Regions from separate parts of the Mus musculus genome. Here region 2 is linked to region 1. A link is a contact called in ENCODE Hi-C or POLR2A ChIA-PET data. All regions are on one chromosome and are shown on one strand. The core of a region is the stretch at or near the end of the contact, and the rest is flanking DNA. Distances in the headings are between cores, read along the strand shown.

Region 1 (5,965 bases), core at 490-2,989:
ACAGACAACTGTGGGTTGCCGTGTAGGTGCTGGGACTCAAGCCTGGGTCTCTGCAAGAACAAACACTCTTGACCTCTGAGCAATTTCTCCGGCTCCTGTTGTGTTTTGAAAGAAGATCTCAGTAGCCTAGGCTGGTCTTGAACTCCTGACCCTCCTGCTGCCCATGTGCTAGGATTACTGGGGTGCTCCACCAAGAGAAAGACAGTTCCTAAATGGCAACATTCAAAGCAACACCTGTGTTATTTAAGGGATGATATTTTAAAAATTCAAAATACTTTAAAAACATTTATTTGTATGTGTACTTTTAATGTGTTATGGGTATTTTATGTACTTGTACCATGGGCATTGCCTGGCGCCTTTAGAAGTCAAAAAGGGCATCGGATCCTCTGGAACTGTAGCTAGATGGTTGTGAGCTGCCATGTGGATCCTGGGAATCGAATCTAAGTCATCTGCAAGAGATCTGATGATGCCTCTGCCTCCAAGGGCACCCAAACTCAGGTGCTTATGCCAACCATTATGGAAAACTGCAAACAACCCAGAGGCCTATTGCTATATGGACGGATGGATCAACAAGTCAGAGTATAACGGGGAAGGATTAAGTATAAAAAGGTAGAGACTTTTAAGATACGTACTTCATGGAATGAAATACCAACATTTTGCTATGAGAAGTTAGACCCAAAGATTACAGCAGCAGATTGAGCCCTAGGGATATTGGGATCAGGGTTAAAGAAACTGGGAGAGGGGGAGGAAAGGAAAAAGAACACAGTGTGGAGTTACATAACTTTAAAAAATGGAAAATTACCCTACCATGTTAGAAATAAGTTTAGAATGCAAGAGACTGAGTTCCCGACTCGTCCAAGTGTCACAGCTAAACCTGTTCTCTACAACACTGGGCTGGAGAGATGGCTCAGCAGTTAAGAGGGTTTGCTGCTTTTGCAGAGAACCCAGGTTCAGTTCCCAGCATTCACATCAGGTGGCTTACAACTGCCACTTAACTCCATCCAGATCTGACTTCCTGGAACTTTTGGTTTCTGCAAGCGGGCACACTCAGGTGCACACACGTACACATGAAATAAAAAGAAATCTTATAAGTTAACGGCCCCAGCCATCCCCAAACAAAACTCGAGTTCTGTGGCTCAGGCTTGGGAGGCAGGGGTAGGGCCAGAAATGTAAGACCATACTGTAGGGTGAGTTCGAGGACATCCTGTGCTGCCTTTAGTCTCTGTCCAAACAAAAATCAAATTAAAGTCGCCCAGGGCAGAGGTGGTTAGTGGGTAACGGCGGTCTGGGGGCTTCCCGAAGTGAGGGTGGGAGGTGAAAGTGCGTCAAGAGAAAATGTGGATCCATTTGCAAAACCTCGGTATCAACTGGAAACAGAAAGTCCTCCAGGGCGACTGTGGGGGTGGCAGCAGGAAGGGACAGCCAGGCCTGTGCCGAGGAAGAACGCGACCCGTGTATTCCGGTTTTAAGAGACGGCAGGGGCGGGGCAGGGAGAGAAGTACCAAAAAGTTTTGAGTCTTGATGATGGCGGCGGAGCGAATCGCCGGAGATGCCGGAATTCCCACACTGGCCTTCCAGGGTCGCCCACGCGAGGCGACCCACACGGCCCCGACAGCCCAAGGCTCGGGCCATCAGTAGCGCCACAGGCCGCAGCCCACAGGGGCTCGGGCGCGCCGGGAGGCCGGGCTGGAGGCCGGGCGCGTCGCTCTGACGTCACGCGCGCGCTGACGTCGCCGGCAGCCGCAGCCTCTGAAGCGGGGCTGGGACCGGGGGGCGCCGAGTTTGATTAGTTTAGGGGGGCCGTCCCCCGCCGGCCGCCGCACCCCAGGCAGCGGCGTCTCTGCGTGTCGGCGCGTCCCGGAGGCTTCACCGCCGCGCCTCGGCGGTGCTGCGAGGAAAGTTGGCGTGTAAGGGGCGACGGGCGTGTGAGGGGTGGCGGGCGCGGCCATGGAGCCCCGCGGCGCCGAGTACTTCTGCGCCCAAGTGCTGCAGAAGGACGTGAGCGGCCGGCTGCAGGCGGGCGAGGAGCTGCTGCTCTGCCTCGGCACGCCCGGAGCCATCCCGGACCTGGAGGACGATCCGAGCCGCCTGGCTAAGACCGTGGACGCGCTCACCCGCTGGGTGGGCTCGAGCAACTACCGGGTGAGCGGCGGTGCGAACGGGCGCGCGGCCGGGGCGGGCGGGCGCGCTGCCGCCGGGGTCCGGGGACGCGCTGGCATCGCCCCCCAGGGCTTGGGGTACGGCCCCAGGCGGCGGTTCGGTGACACGTTGCTGTGTTGCTTGGCGCTTTACAAAGTGGTAACTTGCGGCCCAAGGCTTTAAGACTTTGTAACGTTTGTCTACGCCCGATGGCAACGCCTGCGCTGAGATGGGGCGTTTGAGTACGGCGTGAAGTTGGACCGTCAAGTTCATCTCTTGCTGTTATACTTAATCTCCAGTTTCTTTTCTCTCTACCCTCTCTTCATCCCTCTCCGCCTCTCTTCCTTTTTTTTTCTTTTTTGCTTCTCTCTTCCTCCCTCTCTTTCCTCTGTCGTTCCCTCCCCGTCTCCCTCCTCTCTTTTCCTCTCCCCTCTCCCTTTCTCCCTCTTTTCTTTCGTAGTCTTTACGTGAAGGTTGAGATCACCCAAAAGCACCGTTAGCGCGTATTCAGGTCCTTCGCACGGAAGGACTGCTCATCTCATGGCATTTATTCACATTTCCCTTAATTGACAGCAGAAAGCCGTTGACCACTCATCAGTTCTCTTGTTTTCCCGCAGTTGGGACGAACTTAGATTTGAAACACTATGGTTTAGTTGATGCTGCAAACGAAGCGGGAATGGGGAGGAGTGCGGTAAGGTACGAGGAGGAATGGGTGTCCGGTCAGCATCAGGGAGTTGTTATGTAGCCACCGATGGAGAAAAGTGAATATTCTGTAATTAGTTGGAGTTGTTAGTGGTTACTTTTCTTTTTAGTCTTCTGGTGGCAGTATTGCTTTAAAATGCAGGCGGGAGCTCCCGTGGATGGAACGATTCTTAGTGATGTATCCAGCAAATAGGCTGTACTTTGAAAGCTTCTATCTATAGAGACAAGAAAAGCAGTTTTAATGATGAGATCTTTATGGAATTGTTGGAAGGTTAGACTTAGCAAGATTTAAAATAAAGTTTTCCTAGCACATATTATCAAATGTACATAATGGGTTTCACTGGCATCTTCATGCATGCATCTGTGTAATGTACGTTGTTCACTTTCACCGCTATTTCCCACTCTTGCTATTTCCATATAGTTCCTCTCTACCTTTGTATCTTTTTTTTTTTTGATTAAATGAATCAGTAAGCTTAAGGTTATTTAAAGGAGTATGGGTGAAGGGTTCAATAAAGGAACATGGGCATCTTATTAGTGACTGCATCACTGAAGAAAATATTTCCCCTATAATGTTTAAGGCCAGATTGGACTATATGATGAGGCCCTGTCTCAAAAAAAGGGGGGGGGGTAGGGGGCTTGGGGAAAGCTAATATTTACTAAAATACAGGGAGTATTAATTTCTTTTGAAGAAATTACCTAGCTCCCCTTACTGTGTAAGCAAGGCACATGTGTGCTCAGCATGGCTGTTTTGTGCTGTGTTGCAGCACTGGCTATTGTGGGAAGTCAGCCCGTTAGTAATGTTGGCTCACTGTCTCTAGAGGAAGCTGCTGGGCTTCGTTCTCCACACTGACAGTGGATTGCCTTGGAGCCTTTGCAGCCCTCAGATGTTTGTCCACAAGTGGCAGTAGTGATACCACAGTTGTCAACTCTGTTGTCACATCTCTGAGCATCCAGCTAACTGGCTAGAGTCCTTCCAGGAAGTATCTGATGTTCACACATTCTTTCCATGTTCCTTACAAGATACTTAGCCTGAGACAACTTAAGCAGTTGGAAGTGCCACAGGCCTTACAGCTTTGTCAAACACTTTCTGGTAGCGCTGCTCATTAGTCTTTATTTCTGGTACATGAATGAGTCACCTGTCTTCCTTAGGTCAGTTCCTTGGTTCTGCCATTAGATGCCACGCCTTCTTCTCTACTCAAGGACACTCATCACCCAGTTTTCTCCTTCAGAAATTACTAGTTCTCAGTACTTAATATTTTAGCATAAAACCTTTTCTAATGTTTGTTAGAGGGTATTCTATTCTAGTGAGCCTGTTATTTGGGTTTTATTTGTTTACTTACTTATTGACACAAGATTTCACTTCTCACTATGTAGCCCTGGCTAGCATAGAAGTCACTGTGTACACTAGGTTATCCTTAGATTCACAGAGATAGGCCTGTATCTGCCTCCTTTCTCTCACCTAAGGACTGGGATTAAAGGTATGTGCCACCACTCCTGGTTATTTTTAGTTTTTAAAAAATTATTTTTTGTTTTATTGTATATGTGTGTGGCTGTTTTAAATGCATGCATGTCTGTGTATGTGTGCATGGCTTGTGCCCACAGATACCAGAAGAAGGCATTTGCATCCTTTGATTTACAGACAGTTGTGAGCTGCCATGTGGATGCTGGGAATAGAACCTGGGTCCTATGGATGAGCTGCCAGTGGTCTTAACTGCCAAGCCATCTCTCCAGCCCTCATAGCTAGAGTATAATTAGTATGGTGTTAAGATAAAGTTGGAGGCCAGTGGATATACAGATGTACAGGGTTTAAGTTTGTTTATTTTTTCGAAACAGGGTTTCCTGGGGCTTAGGTTGGCCTCTATTTTACTGTACATCTAAGGCCACATGATCCTATTTTAAATGTGGTAGGCTTTATATGAGGGACAGTCCTTTAGTTCTTTGTTGGAAAGGAAAGGAATAGCAGAAGAAATCCTTGGTAGTAAGGCCTGGTTTGGTAGCAGAGACAGTGCTGTGATTTTTTTTTTCTGTTTCTTTTCTCTTTCTTTTTCTTTTCTCTCTTCTCCTCTTCCTCCTCCTCTTCTTTCTTTCTTTCTTTCTTTCTTTCTTTCTTTCTTTTTTTTTTGAGACAGGATGTGGTGACTTGAATGACAGTGGCTCCCTTAGGCTAATATATTTGAGTCTTGAGTACTCCCGTCTCCAGGTGGTGGACTGTTGAGGAAGGATTAGGAGAGGTGTGTGTGTGTGTGTGTGTGTGTGTCCTTGTTGGAGCAGGTGCGTCACTGAGGGAGGGCATTGGCGGTTCACAAACCCACACCAGGCTTGGTCTCACCTCTCCCAGTTTTCAGTTCAGGATGTAAGCCCTCAGCTACTGTTTGAGTGTCATGCTAGTCTGCTCCCTGCTCTGATGGACTGGTCCTCTGAAACTGTAAGCAAGCCTTCAATTAAGTGCTTTCTTCTATAAACTGCTTTGGCTGTGGTTTCTCTTCATAACTGTAGAACAGAAACTAGGACACAGGGTCTCTATGTAGCTCTGGCTGGTCAGGAACTCACAGAGATCCACCTGCTGAGTTCTGGGATTAGAGGTGTGTACCACCAGCTAACCACTTGACATAATTTTTTGGTAGGTCCAGTATGTCGTTGTTTTTGGATTGGTGTGAGAGTTAAGAGAAACCGTAATTAGGGATACTGCCTTCTTGAGCAATAGGATAGGCATGCTGCCTGCTAAGTTTGGAGACCAGGAGAACAAAGGCATGGAAAAGTCTGGTTTTGACTACGTCCCATTGGAAAGGTTGTTTGATATCAAAGTTAAAATGTTTAGATGATTGGGATCTTAACTCTCTTGGTGAAGTCATAACTAAAGACTTAAACTCATGCGAGTTAGTAATATGTGATATATAGACTTTGTGTTTTGAGTTTTTCCAAAAGCCTTGTAGATTTTGTGGCAATATTATGTTAATACAGTTTCCTTCTTACAAAAATGAGGAACAACTTTTAAAAGCAGGCCTTGTGAGTCTCAGGGTCTGTCTTAAGGGCTAAGTTTGCACGGTATCTGTGACCTTATGTCCTTTTTTTTGTAGAAAAGATGATCTAAGACGTGTTTGGCTTAGGTCAGAGCCCTGGTAAA
Region 2 (5,618 bases), core at 1,425-3,924, 240 kb after region 1:
CAGCAGGCTCTTTTACTCTGCTCAGGTTGTGCTAACACTGAAGGTGTATATATAGAATGCTGACAAAGCCAGGTGGGACTTGTATACATAGGTACCCACCTCTGATGGGCTCTAGGTTGCACCACACCACTCTTGCTGTGGATGACACAGACCTGGATTTGCTTGCATCCTAGCAGTGTTAAGGTGAATAGCATTACCAGGTACTGTAATCTGTGCTGAAGTCTTTTACCTGTAATGTTTTCACCATGGAGAGTCGAGATAGGGTGACGATGGAACAGCCAGGAGACTGGTCTAACCTGGAGGATGGGGCCCGTGGCCTAAGCAGCTGCTGTCAGAGTATGACACAGCATCTGCACAGTCGATGTCCACTTCCTGCCACTGCTGGTGGAGGGGTGACTGGAGCAAAGTAGGCATGGACTTTGACATGAGGAAGCTGAGCCTAGAAGGAAATGGAAAAGGAGTCGTCTGCCCTGGGATTGCGATTCTTGTATAACCTTTGAAAACCTCTAGTCCGTTTACAATTGATTGCATTAATTAGGCAGGGAGCATGCTGTAAGCTAGAACTGTCCCTGTTAAAACCCCTCTAGCCCTGGGCCCCAAATCACCCTCTAAAGACAATTGGAAACACTTCTCTCTAGTGGCAATGATCTAAGGGTACATGTCTGAAGGAGCCTATGGTGGCACTTCTGTAATCACAGTTTGTATAAATACACCAGACTGGAGAACTGGGTATTGGGTTTAGTATACTGTGTATGCCACAGCATGTATGTGGAGGTCAGAAAACAACACTGAGTTGGTTCTGTTACTTTGTACCATGTTCTTGGCCATGAAATCAGGAAGACAGGCTTGGTATCAAGCACCATTAACCTGCTGAGCCCACTCACAAGCCTGGATGTGGATTTCTGGGTCTCCATCTCCCAGCTGCCAAGGAGAGCCTAGGAGGGACTAACACCTACCCGCATGCGCTTGATGCCTGCACGGGTGACCTGCTGGCAGTCGTAAAGCTCCAGTCGCTCCAGGCCTCGGCAGTTCTCCAGGTGCTCCAGCGAGGCGTCCGTGACAAGAAGGCAGTTGTCCAGCTCCAGCACCCGGAGTCTCTCGTGCCCACAGGTGCTGCTGCTCAGGTGCAGGATCCCCTCATCTGTGATGAGCTCACAGTGGGACAAGCTCTGGGGAGGAGAGGCACGCTAAGCTCCAGCTAGGAAAAGTGTCCAGAGTAACTGCTTGCTGTACTGCGGTGTGGCAGTGTCCTCTGCAAAGCACGCGCTGAAGACTCAGTGCCATGTGTGGGAAGGGTCACCATGAATAAACGGAGGGCTGGAAGAGCCGGAGACTACCAACACCTCATCCGACTTAACAGCCTGCCGGGCTTCATTCTCCCCTGTCTAGTGCATAGGAAGTAATCTGCGGTTTTCTCTAAGAGCTACCCCCGACCACGGCTTTCCAACCAGAAACAAGGAAAGATGCTTCAGGGGACAGTTCCGAGTTTACTCCCTTGACCAGTTTTATGGCCCAGTTTGAGTAAAGGTGCCAATAGTAAAGCCAGTAGATTTACTGTCCTTGTCTAAAATGCACAGGGTTGGAAGTGTAAATTAAAAGCACATACTGCTCACAACTGGTAACTCCAGCTACAGGAGCATCCACAGTCCCATGCATGGACCCTAGCACAGACACGTACACACATTAAAAGTACACACATCCATGATTCAGTTGTGGCTATGCAATGAGATCCTGACCTTGGTCATATATCACCAGCCTCTTAGAAGTGGTAATTAAGGTTGCAGAAGTACTAGGGTGAGTTTACATGGCCAAGTTTACTTAATAACTTCAGACTGGACAGTTGCCCCCCACCCATGAAAATAGAAAATGCATATGAGCATAAATGCTGTAAAGAGAAAAGATCCAGTGTCTGAGAGCGACCGACAGGCTGAGCTTGACAGTCCGTGAGCTAATAATGTCAGGTGCTGGGGTTCAGGTAGGAAAGGACAGAATGTGCTTGGAGGCCCAGGCTGGGGGACAAGAATGTCAGGCTCAGAGTGTGGCAGGAGACAGGCCACCATTGGGGTCACAGGAATCAAATGAAGATCACCAAACTTGGCAGCAAACATCCTTCCCATCGAGCCTGCTCATGGGGTTCCCCTTGCAGCCCAGGATCCCTGGGTGATGTTACACTTCCCAGAAAGGCCAGCAGTATAGAACCCTGTTAATTCTTTAAGTGTTAGCAAAAGTTCTATAGCATTTCTACATGTTCCTACATGTACATTTGGGGTAATTTAGGAACTTCCTTAAGGGTTATTTGGGTTATTTTATATCAAGTGAGTTAGACGTTCATTTCGCTCATGTTGTCAGATTTATGTAGTTGTGCCTCCTACAAGTTTAGCATCCATAATGTGAAAATTTGAAATTCTCCAAATCTAAACAATTTTGATTATCACTACAAATAGAACAGGTCACAGTCAGAACACGGTGCAGTAGCAATTGTGAAAGGTGCACGTTAGGCATAAGATTAATTTGTTTCTAGATTTTGGACCTAGCCTCAAGTACTTCATTATCTAAGTGTATATAATGAGACAATCTGGAAGGCCAACACCTTGGCCCCATTTTAGATACAGGACGCTCAGCCTGTATAGACCTGGTGGCAGCTGATTGCTGCTGATACTAGCAGCCTGGCCTGGGGCCTGTTTCCAAAGCAGCAGCCAGTGTTGCTAGGATACTGCTCTGGTGTTTGTGTTTTCCACTCACTGTGCTCTACCGTGTTATGGCCTTTTAATTTGGGCTTTATTTTGCTTTCTTCTGACGACACTGTCCTACTTCACTTGGTATCCTGTCCTCCTGCTCAGCCGGGTGAAGCTTGTGCCAGGATCCCCTTCTGTCTCGACAACATCCTCTGCATGAGGAGAGTCTCGAGTTTACCTAGTGACGCTTCAGCTTCTTCCCTTGCCTGCTGTGGGATCACACCGTTAATGTGGATGTGCGCGTCTGTCTCCCAGCCTTGCCGCGTGCCGGTGCTGTGTGTTCTGTTTAACATACTCAGCAGTGGCACTGTAACACTGAGGACCCACTGTCGTGCTTTCTGTGGTAGTAGATTCATTTTAAATTCACCCCAGTGTCCTCCCAGCACTTCCTGGAGATTTCCATCACAGGATTCTGAGGTGAGGATTCTGGGCCTTTGCCAGTGTCTGCCCAAGGATCCTCGTGAGGAAACTGGCTTTGGTGGTTGGAAGATGGCCCATGATGAGCATCTGCCCGAGGTCTGGTCAGCTTCAACCTACAGGAACATGGTACCAGCTTGGGACTTTTTAGCCCTGTTTTGGTTCTAACTGTGATCCTATGACTGTCACATCTTTTGTCCCTGCTCCCAAGTCACCCCCTTTGTTCTCTAAAGGCTGTGCTCACTTGCCAACACTAGACCACTTTGCTTTAAGGCCGTTCACTGGTTTTTGGTTTTAATTTTCGGAACAGTTCTATGTTCTGTATCTACTCATGAGCACTGACTTTGTTGCTTTTATGGTGTCTTCATAATTTCTACCAGGAACATTTTTCTGAAGTCCACTTTAAAATGTCAAATGTCATGTTAATCTGGACTTGTCATCTGCACACTGCCACCAAACATAAGTCCAGACTGTTCTGTTACATCCAGAATGCTCCGACACCTTCATTACATCTCCTTGCACCAGGCCTATAGTACTGCGTTGTGAGGTAAGGCCCCGTAGTCTGCATCCAATGGCCAAGTCCCCATACTGATCGTCCGATGCCTATGGGGCAGTTGCCTCGCCGCCGTGAGACAGGTAGGTGTTCAGACCCCTTCAGACAGCCTGCCTCAGGTCTGCCTTAGGTCTAGGCTCCCTGTGTGCTCTCAGGTGGTCCTGCAGATTGTCACTCCTGGGCAAAGATGAAAGACTGTCCATTCACCCTTTCCTGGCAGGAAGCATAGCTCTGTTTTGAGTTACTGCCAGGAAGGCTTCTTGGTAGACCATCCTCCCCCTGGGTCCTCTGAGCAGAAACAACAGGTTCTTGGGGATTTGTTCCTGTCTCAGAATCCCTTGTTATCAGCTCCTTTAAGCCTATCTTGGGATATATAAAGCAAAAAACACCCAGTGACTCATTCAATCCCATGGCCCTAAGGTCCCTGGCTGGCTGCCCCATCTTCTCTTGGCCTTCTTAATATTTAAGTAGAAGTGTGTGCCTAGGCACTTAGTTGAAAGTCGATGATAAGGTAAGAAAGTATAAGGAAGATTTTTTTTTTTTTTAAAGACAGGGTCTCTATGTAGTTCTGGAACTCTGTATAGACCAGGCTGGCCTCAAACTCCGAGATCTGACTACCACTGCCCCCTGAGTGCTGGGATCAAAGGTGTGTGCCACCTGCTCAGCCAAGGAAGCCGGTTATCTAAGGAAGGCACTTCCAGCATAGAAGAAAGACTTCTTTTTTCCACTCATTCTGCCTTTTATCTGCCCTACTGGGCTGCTGGAGGAGACACTCACTGCCAGTCTGTCAATCACTGAGTTGGCTGTCCTTGTAAACTTGGGACCCACTATACTGCAAACGCACTTCACATGACGCCTGCACCTGGATTGCCCTCGGTGTACTGGGCTGGTGGGGGGGCTAATGGGGTGTCTAGCATGGGGTCAGGGGCCACATGCTGCTCACCCATGCCTTACACAAAGATTCACGTTCCAGAGCCAGGGTGAGATTGCTGATGCCCACAGTCCAGGCCAGGGGAGCCCTCAGGACACTTTGCAGTGAATAGAGTCAGCAGCCTGTGATGTTTCTCTTCTCCTCGGCCCTGAGTTGTAGTCTCACTGCAGGCCTGATGCTCTGTTCATCATCTTTGGTGGGTTTCATTTTAGTTTCTGAAGTAAGCTTTTTTTTTGATCTTGTTCTTTGAAATATGGTCTCGACATGGCAGCCAGGCTGGGCTCACACCTGAACTCTTCGGGTGGCAGCTTCCCAGGAGCTAAGATCACAGCTGTGCACCTCACACCACCTGACTCACTGTGGTGTCAGTTTAGTTTACTCTTATCTCCCATTTCTAAAAGCAGCCTGTGTAAAAAATGGGACCGCACTGAGAGTGGTATCCTGGTGTTCAGAAACCCCAAGAAAGGCTATCCTGACCTTACAGGACCCCTACACCACGCAGAGGGCCAAGCGAACACGAGCAGGCCCATAGGGTGGCCCCAATCTTTGCTCCTAGGTAATGGGATTTTTACATCGAACTTTCATCTCCCTGACAAGGTGAACATGAGGTTATGTGAATCGATGGGGCTGTGAGTTTCTGTCAGCTTCTCTCCCTCTCTACAACAGAAGTCATGTTCAGATGCCCCACAGCCCAGGCTAGCCCAGCAAGGAGGTCTAAGAGCAAGAGTGATAGTGGCTTTACACAAAGTGAACCCCGTGGCATCTGCTGTCTGTGTGTGTGTGTGTGTGTGTGTGTGTCCTCTCATCCCTAAGGCAGCCTGAAGTCTCACCAGTAGCTCGGACTCACCAGGGCTTGCAGCTTGGGACAGTGGATGGAGAGCTGGACGAGGGTGCTGTCGGTAATCTGGAGAGAGACACAGTCAGTGTGGCTCCTGCACTAGGGCTTAACACCCGGTCCTGGATTCTCCTGAGCGTGGGACTC

Evidence for each region. Hi-C counts contacts between places; a loop is a spot of excess contacts on that map. ChIA-PET counts read pairs that join two places held with the same protein, here RNA polymerase II (POLR2A).
Region 2: a loop to region 1 is called in a map of heart, with 3 times the contacts of the local background. The contact joins the enhancer-like site here to the promoter of Clasp2 in region 1. A Hi-C loop is called at or near these places in 2 of 37 maps with a recorded cell type or tissue (both heart). POLR2A ChIA-PET finds 5 or more read pairs at or near these places in 2 of 5 experiments (Patski and embryonic stem cell).

Annotation. Positions count from the first base shown.
Region 1 is chr9:113,739,734-113,745,698 of GRCm38, forward strand. It overlaps Clasp2 (CLIP associating protein 2), which reads left to right and starts at 1,740. Exons shown (of 40, transcript NM_001114347.1): 1 at 1,740-2,142. The coding sequence starts at 1,948. Gm38623 (a long non-coding RNA gene) reads left to right here. Exons shown (of 4, transcript XR_001779313.2): 4 at 1-90.
Region 2 is chr9:113,978,502-113,984,119 of GRCm38, forward strand. It overlaps Fbxl2 (F-box and leucine-rich repeat protein 2), which reads right to left. Exons shown (of 15, transcript NM_178624.6): 13 at 5,484-5,540; 14 at 957-1,169; 15 at 1-439. The coding sequence ends at 332. Among named protein-coding and RNA genes, the nearest start is that of Fbxl2, 45 kb to the right of the region's middle. Within about 2 kb of position 2,675, at least 1 of the 3 ENCODE cell types and tissues checked has a DNase peak (open chromatin) inside an H3K27ac peak, as active enhancers do; it is heart, where a contact is called at or near this core.